2 separate regions of the Homo sapiens genome follow, and region 1 is linked to region 2. A link is an interaction called in ENCODE POLR2A ChIA-PET data of the cell type or tissue named here. Cell type or tissue: B cell. All regions are shown on one strand. Links, peaks and the distances in the headings refer to the core of each region. The heading gives the core; the rest is flanking DNA.

Region 1 (4,325 bases), core at 1-4,000, 54 kb after region 2:
ATTTAAAATGAGACTAGGTTCCGCTGAGCTGCAGTTTAAAATAAAATAGAGACCAGGTAAACAGTTCATATAAAGTCAATTAAGAAATGGGTAGTAGATATGAGCATTTTCATTTTTTGTTTTGTTTTGTTTTTTACTTCAGTCTTGCTCTGAATATCTTAAAGAATGCTTACTACTGTGTACGAACATTTTTATGAGACTTTGTCATATATCAGATCACATAACATATAAATATATAAATACTTAACACAAAGAAATTTTCAAAGGATTCTTTTAGATTACCTCAACATCAGACTTTTGCAAATCAAACATTAATTATAACATTCAGCCAAAAATGCAATGAGCTTAAATTTGCTACAATGATAAGCCATTTCAAAAGCCAAAGAACTAGCCAGGCATGGTGGGCATGTGCCTATAATCTCAGCTACTCAGGAGAATGAGGTGGGAGAGTCATTTGAGCCAGAGTTTGAGACCAGTCTGGGCAACATAGCAAAACCCTGTTTCAAACAAAACAAAAAGCTTGTGGTCCTAACGAAAACTAGCTACATAAGAGTAGATGGACATACCAATACAAACTCATTACTCACCATAAAAATCAAATTTAAAAATTCATGTAAAAGACTTTTAGCACTTTCATAAAAAGATAACCTGTTAATTTAAAAATTATTCAACATTCAAAGCAAAATATTTAGAAGTTATAATCTCACAGAAAAACACTTAACATTTGTTATTTCACCACTGCTTTGTGTATATGCAGAGAAAAGTCAGATGAATCAGTGTGATCTTAGAGGGAAAGGAGGTACAGTTTTTGTTCCTCTGACAAAGCCATTCACATTGATTGACCAGTTTAGTTAAATTTATACTTATGTTTTTACGTACAAGGTTTTCCAAGTCTTTGGAAAGCATTTTTTTTTTTTTGAGATGGAGTCTCACTCTGTCACCCAGGCTGGAGTGCAGTCTCATGATCTCAGCTCACTGCAACCTCCACCTCCTGGGTTCAAGCAATCCTCCCTCTTCGGCCTCCCAAGTAGCTGGGATTACAGGTGTGTGCCACCATGTCCAGCTAATTTTTTTGTATTTTTAGTCGAGACGGGGTTTCGTCATGTTGGCCAGGCTGGTCTCGAACTCCTGACCTCAAATGATCTGCCAGTCTCAGCCTGCCAAAGTGCTGGGATTACAGGCGTGAGCCACCGTTCCCAGCGCAAAAGTATGATTTTATATGAGGTTACAATCTGTTATCCATAATTCTGAAGTCCAAAAAGTTTGAAAAATGTTATTCATTTTGCTACATATATATTGGTTTTGATTACAGGATGCCTCAGATCCAGCTAACACATTTTTTAAATACCCCCAAAAGAGTGGCCCTAGGGATTTTGAAAAAGGCTGTATACATATATTCCAAATAAAAATGTTACCTGATATTCAGAATCCAATCTAAATGAAGAGTCTCTTGAGTGATAGGTATCATTTAAACTACTTCCTCTGCTTCCAGACATCATCCTAGCACTTAAGGAGCTGGAAGGTTGAACAGAAATTCTTCTTGGAATCCTTGAAGGTTTAGACTCCATTCTTAAAGATTTTTCTGTGAAATAAAAATTTTCATTAATTGCCTTTGGGAAAATATGAAAGCCTTTAATGCTTAATCCTCCTTAATCATCAGCTCAAATAAAAAATTAACCATACAAATTAACCATATCTGACAACGTAAATTGTGAAATGATCACCACTTCTCTTCCGCAAAGCAGAAGTTCATCAAAGGTTTCCTATCGTCCATAAAAGGAAGCAAACAAACATGGTAAAAGTGGAATGAAGAACTCTGAGGTCTGTTGTTTCCAAAATCTGGGCTCTTTTCCTTACTCAATTTTGTCTATTACATATTCTACATGAATTTGTCCTTGACTCTCTTGGTATTCTCTATTTTTAGTGTTCAATGATCATACCTGTTGTACTATTTGCATACCCCTTAACACACTATGTTCTTACAAACCTTTATATGTGCCTGGAAAGTCTATACATTCCCCACCCAATTCTTGGTCATCTGTTTAAACACAAGTACCTTTCTTCTCTGTATATGTTTCTACTTCATACATACTTTTGATACTACTATGCATTGTAATTTGTTTACCTTTCTATTTCCCCATCTCAACAATGAATTTTCTAGGTCAGAATCATTTAAAGTATTTTAAAATCACTGCCTGGGATACAATAGGTACTCAATAAACACAAGTAAGAATGAATGAACTTTCTTTTTATTTACCACTCATAGGATCTCTTAATTATAACAAAAATAATAGCAATAGCTGATATTTATTAAGTATTATATGCAAGGTCTGACAGTAAAGACCTTCTGATTATCTGTTAGTTCACTGACTCTCCAGACCAACCCTGTGAGACAGGTACTATATTATCTCCACTTTATAAATAAGAAAACAGGCACTGAGAGGTTAAGCAATTTGCACATGATCACACAGCTAATAAAGTGTTTCTCAAAATGTTTTCAAAGATTGTTTATGGTACTATTGGAAAGTAACATTTTAAGTAAAAAGGTCAATCTATAAAACTACACATACAGTATGATTCTATTTATGCAAATAAAATGAATAAAACTTCTAAGAAAAAAACAAAATGTTATTTTGTGGAACTGAGTGCTTTCCACTTTATAGATTAATAATTTCCAAGTTTTCCTCACTAAACATTTCTAAACCCACGACGAAAGTAATGATTACCTATGCCTGATTATTAAATACGTATAAACGGAATCATACAATAAGTACTCTTTTGTGTCCAACTTCATTTGCTCAACACTATATTTGTGAGATTCATCTGTGTTGTTGCATGCAGTCTTCAGTTCACTCTAATTTCTTTACATAGCATTCCACCATATGGCACACAATTTATTTTCCCATTCTACCATGAATGTACGCTAGATTGTTTCCACTTGGGAGTTGTAACAGTGCTACTATAAGCACGTTACTACTATAATTTAAAAAGCTTTTTTTTTCTGAGACGGAGTCTCACTCTGTTGCCCAGGCTAGAGTGAAGTGGCACGATCTCGGCTCACTGGAAGCTCCACCTCCTGGGTTCACGCCATTGTCCCGCCTCAGCCTCCCAAGGAGCTGGGACTACAGGCTCCCGCCACCACGCCCAGCTAATTTTTTTGTATTTTTAGTAGAGACGGGGTTTCACCATGTTAACCAGGATGGTCTCGATCTCCTGACTTCGTGATCTGCCCGCCTCGGCCTCCCAAAGTGCTGGGATTACAGGCATGAGCCACCGTGCCCAGCCTTAAAAAGCTTTTAAAATATTCTGAGGCAAGGATTTACAAGGCCTCTGACTGTATCTCATATAAGTGGAATCATACAATATTTGTCTTTTCGTGATTGGCAAATTTATTTCCCTTACCCTAATGTTCTCAAAGTTCATCTATATTGTACCATATGCCAGAATTTCCTTCCTTTTTTAAGGCTGAATATTATTGTATTGTATGCATAGTTATGCATCACTCAAGAACAGGAATATATTCTAAGAAATGCGTCTTTAGGTGATTTCTTCACTGTGCAAAAATAATAGTGTACATACACAAACCTAGATGGTATAGTCTAATACCTGGATTATATAGTATAACCTATTGTTTCTAGGCAGCAAATCTTTACAGCATGTTCCTGTACTGAATACTGTAGACAAATGTAATTCAATGGTAAGTATTTATATAACTAAACAGAGAAAAGATACATTAAAAATAATTATAGTCAAATCATAGAGAAAGAAGATTGGTGGTTGGCAGGGGATGGGGAGTTGTTTAATGAGTATGAAATTTTGGTTTTACAAGATGAAAAGAATTATGGAGATAGATGATAGTGATGTTTGCACAACATTATGAATATATCCAATAATACTGAATTGTACACAAACATGGTTAAGATGGTAAAATTTTATGTTCTCTGTATTTTATCACAAAAAAATAACAACAGGTTGGGGGTAATGGTGCATGTGGCTGGAAAGCAAGTTGTTAAATTAAAACCTGTATCTGGCCGGGGGCGGTGGCTCATGCCTGTAATCCCAGCACTTTGGGAGGCTGAGGCAGGCGGATCACAAGGTCAGGAGATCAAGACCATCCTGGCTAACACAGTGAAACCCCGTCTCCACTAAAATTACAAAAAATTAGCCGGCCGTGGTAGCGGGCGCCTGTAGTCCCAGCTACTTAGGGGGCTGACGCAGGAGAATGGCGTGAACCCGGGAGGCGGAGCTTGCAGTGAGCAGAGATCGTGCCACTGCACTCTGGCCTGGGTGCAAGAGCGAGACTCGGTATCAAAAAACAAAACAAA
Region 2 (4,405 bases), core at 133-4,132:
GCTATATAAGAAGCTGAGGTCAGTACTGGGGACAACCAATGCTCTCTGCCATATTCTGAGCTTAGTAAACTTGAGAGTGTTGAATTAATTTAGATTAATGTAGCTGATTGGTAAATTCTGATCTTTGTGGTAGGGCTTGCTTCTACTTGTTTATATTAAAAAGGTAATGCAGAACTTAGGCCTGGCGTGGTGGCTCACACCTGTTATTCCAGCAGTTTAAGAGACCAAGGCGGGTGGATCGCTTGTGCTTAGGAGTTTGAGACCAGCCTGGGCAACGTGGCGAAACCTTGTCTCTACAAAAAATACAAAAGTTAGCCGGGCATGGTGGCACATACCTGCAGTCCCAGCTACACGGAACGCTGAGGTGGGAGGATCCCTTGAGCCCAGGAGGCAGAGGCTGCAGTGAGCTGAGATCGCGCCACTGCACTCCAGCCAGGACGACAGTACAAGATCTTGTCTCAAAAAAAAAAAAAAAAAAAAAAAAAAAGCAGAACTTAAAACATAAAATTGCTACATATTTATATAGATGAAATCACTAAGATTTTTACCTATATACAAACCTAACAGAATATGGACGCTTACTGCTTTGTACTTCTTTATTCACTGGAATTAAGTAAAATTCTCTTTCCATTTTGGCCAGTGAAATCAACTCTTGCAGGGTTACTTTTGCTTTTAATACTAACCAATTAAATTCTAGAGCCTAGGCTTAAAAATGCAAATCTTTATAATAAAAAGAGACTAAGATAGAGGTGAAGGAGATGTCCCTTTAGAGCAGTAGAGGAAGAGTTATGGTTCTATTTCATTGAACTACCTCAAATAATCTACTTTGATGAGGTGTTAAATTAAGAACATTCATAAGAACATCAATCTTGTTTTCCTGTGCAATATGAAAACTTGTGTGAATATTTATAGGCTAGCAACTTGTTTTTCTTTTCTCTGTTCTTGGAGGTATAATTTGAACAACAGGGCCTTGTAAAAGTCTTAAGACTTTTGAAATTGTTAAATACTGCAAAGATAACCTTCAAAGAGAAGTGTGTAATCCTGATTGGCTGTCTTCTAGATAGTTTGTTGCCTTGGTGATAACACTAATTTACATGTCTGAATTCCTAAACAACCTAAAAACTTGTATCTTTGCTCTGTAAAGTCAGAAGAGAATCATTGGCACATTTCTCTTTTCCCGTATGAATAATGGAGAGAAACAAATTCCTGTTACACTGGTTGATTTCTTATTTTAATAAAGATTTAACAAAGGAAATTGCCTTTGTGTGTGTGTGAAAATTTAGTATCTAATATCCTTATCTTTGGGAATTCATGTAATTCTTTTTCTCAAGTTATTTAACAGTGTTCTTCTTTTTTCTACATAGACTGTCCTTCATCTACTTGGATTCAGTTCCAAGACAGTTGTTACATTTTTCTCCAAGAAGCCATCAAAGTAGAAAGCATAGAGGATGTCAGAAATCAGTGTACTGACCATGGTAAAAGGCTTATTCTTTTCTGTTTGTTTTTTCACAAATTAGTGAACAGTGTTCATTAATTTCTTTAAAAATTGATTTTGTCACATCTGACTTTTAACTGGGTCCTGAGATTTAATGTACAACTTTTATTTGACAACACACAAGCTACAGGCAGTGGAATTGGGTATATATTTAATCCTGGAGTTGGAAGACAGTTGTTGGACAATATTGTCCAAAGCAGGGTCTATTTAACATGCATATCCTGTGCCAGGCACTGTGCTTAAGCACCTCATATACTTTACCTGGCTTTATCATAACAAACCTATCAAGTAGTGTATTATTATCATTTTATTGAGAGATGAAATTAACTTCAGTTATTTGTTCAAGCTTACACAGGAAATAATTGACAAAGCCAGGATTTTAACCCAGATCTGTTGGATTTTAGGCTTAGAGTTCTTAATCACTTAGTTATTCTGCCTGGAAAGTGCTGAAGTCAGATTACATAGGACCATGAAGTAAGACTGTAGTAAAGAAGAGTACATTAAGGAAAAATTATAAAAAGGCTATTTGCTAGACCATACACTCAGTGTTCTCTAGGAAATAGATTTATAACATCACATTGTAAAATATTTGAAGTGTCTTTTTTTTTTTTTTTGAGACAGGGTCTTGCTGTGTCCCCCAGGCTTGAGTGCAGTGGCATGATCATAGCTCACTACAGCCTTGAACTCCTGGGTTCAAGTGATCCTCCCATGTCAGCCCCCTGAATAGACAGGACTACAGGCGTGCGCTAGCTATTTTATCTGTTTGTTTGTAGAGACAGGGTTTCACTATGTTGCCCAGGCTGGTCTGAAACTCTTGGCCTCAAGTGATCCTCTCACCTTGGCCTTCCAAGGTGCTGGGATTACAGGTGTGAGCCACTGCATCCAGCCAAAAAAATGTCTTTTTTTTTTTTTTTTTTTTTTTTTGTGAGATGGAGTCTCGCTCTGTCGCCTAGGCTGGAGTGCAGTGGCGTGATCTCGGCTCACTGCAAGCTGCGCCTCCCGGGTTCACGCCATTCTCCTGCCTCAGCCTCCCGAGTAGCTGGGATTACCAGCGCCCACCAATAGGCCCGGCTAATTTTTTGTGTTTTTAGTAGAGACGGGGTTTCACTGTTGGCCAGGATGGTCTCGTCTCCTGACCTTGTGATCAGGATCAAGTGATTCTCCTGCCTCAGCCTCCCGAGTAGCTGAGATTACAGGGGTGCATCACCACACCTGGCTAATTTTTTGTATTTTTAGTAGAAACAAGGTTTCACCACGTTAACCAGGCTGGTGCCGAACTCCTGAGGTCAGGCAATCCACCTGCCTCAGCCTCCCAAAGTGCTGGGATTACAGGTGTGAGCCACCATGCCCAGCCTAAAGGTGCTTTTTATTACTGTTATATTCTTCAACAATAACATTTGGAAGAATGTATCAAATTGTACTAGGGATACCTTAATCAAAATCATATACATTTATTATAGAAGGAATAAATGTAAACACCAAAGTTATTAATCTTATTAAAGCGCCACATAGTACTTAATACATATATGTTGTTTCCCTTTGAAAAAGTCTTACATGAACATTGGCTCTGTGAAAACAAGACGAAATTTCCAACATGCCAATATGGTTTTATTTCAAGGCAGTTGAAATAAAATAATAGCAATTTTGCTGGTCTTAGAATATTTTTAAAACAAGTTTTCCCCTGCAACTATTTTCTTTCCTTTCTTCCTTTTTCTTCTTCCTCTTTTCTTTCTTTCTCTCTCTTTTCATTTGTTCTTTCTTTCTTTCCCTTTTTTTTTTTTAATGGAGTCTCAGTCTGTTGCCCAGGCTGGAGTGCAGTGGTGTGATCTCAGCTCATTGCAACCTCTACCTCCTGGGTTCAAGCAATTCTCCTGCCTCAGCCTCCTGAGTAGCTGGGATTACAGGTGGGTGCCACCAGACCCAACTAATTTTATTTTATTTTATTTTTTTTTGGTAGGGACAGGATTTCGTCATGTTGGCCAGGCTGGTCTCAAACTCCTGACCTCAGGTGATCCACCCGCCTCAGCCTCCCAAAGTGCTGGGATTACAGGCATGAGCCACCACGCCCAGCCCCTACAACTATTTTCCATCCCTTAAAAAAAATTATGTAAAGTATACTGAGACATAAACATAATTTCAATGACATAAATCATATTAGAGGCTGAGAGCCAAGACATGTCCCTGTAACCTTATTAGCTTGTATGAACTGTAAGATCAAAGTTTATTGTCCAGCTCTAATATATATAGAAAGTTAAGCAACTATTTATTATTTTTATGTACCTAGTGATTTTCACTGATTCTGGAATATGCTGACTTTTTTTCTCTTTAAAATAATTTCAGGAGCGGACATGATAAGCATACATAATGAAGAAGAAAATGCTTTTATACTGGATACTTTGAAAAAGCAATGGAAAGGCCCAGATGATATCCTACTAGGCATGTTTTATGACACAGATGGTAAGTGATATTTACCTCGTGGGACGTGACTTTGTTGTTCTTTTTTTAATGTAGCAAAACTGATGGCTTTTCAATTCTCTGGTTCAAGTTGATGATTCCTGTGGCCTCCAGGTGTTAAATTTTCAGTGTGCACCTATGATCATACCACAGCTTGTATCTGCATAGCTCAATGAGTTACACAGATGAAAGCCACAGTTGATTCTTGTCTGGATTAAAATGTGGCTCTAAGGCTCAGTATTTTTGTAATATAGCATGATCATAAAGGTAAGTATTAGTGTCTGCAACTAATAGGCTAAGGATAGACTAAATTATCACGGTTCTATTATATAAACATATTTATCATTACTGTAGACAAAGTACATATGTACAAATATAAAAGTACATATGTAAACATTTTCAAATGAAATGAAATTACTAAGGTTACTATTAATATTTAACTATTTTTCTTGACTT

What was found. ChIA-PET counts read pairs that join two places held together with the same protein. Peaks named below come from ENCODE experiments on the same cell type or tissue, not always from the same donor. Only the 100,000 strongest peaks of a DNase experiment are listed, where the experiment ranks them.
Region 1: POLR2A ChIA-PET joins it to region 2 with 7 read pairs; 9 of 35 experiments call an interaction of 5 or more read pairs at or near these places.

What each region holds. Positions count from the first base shown.
Region 1 is chr2:159,726,266-159,730,590 of GRCh38, reverse strand. MARCHF7 (membrane associated ring-CH-type finger 7) reads right to left here. Exons shown (of 12, transcript NM_001282805.2): 4 at 1,416-1,582. The coding sequence starts at 1,568. Among named protein-coding and RNA genes, the nearest start is that of MARCHF7, 16 kb to the right of the region's middle. In B cell, for the core only: no CTCF peak of the experiment used is centred there; no DNase peak of the experiment used is centred there; H3K27ac peaks cover 742 bases.
Region 2 is chr2:159,780,429-159,784,833 of GRCh38, reverse strand. It overlaps LY75-CD302 (LY75-CD302 readthrough), which reads left to right. Exons shown (of 38, transcript NM_001198760.1): 34 at 1,365-1,475; 35 at 3,836-3,952. It overlaps CD302 (CD302 molecule), which reads left to right. Exons shown (of 6, transcript NM_014880.5): 2 at 1,365-1,475; 3 at 3,836-3,952. Among named protein-coding and RNA genes, the nearest start is that of CD302, 16 kb to the left of the region's middle. RefSeq lists an enhancer at 1-31. In B cell, for the core only: no CTCF peak of the experiment used is centred there; no DNase peak of the experiment used is centred there.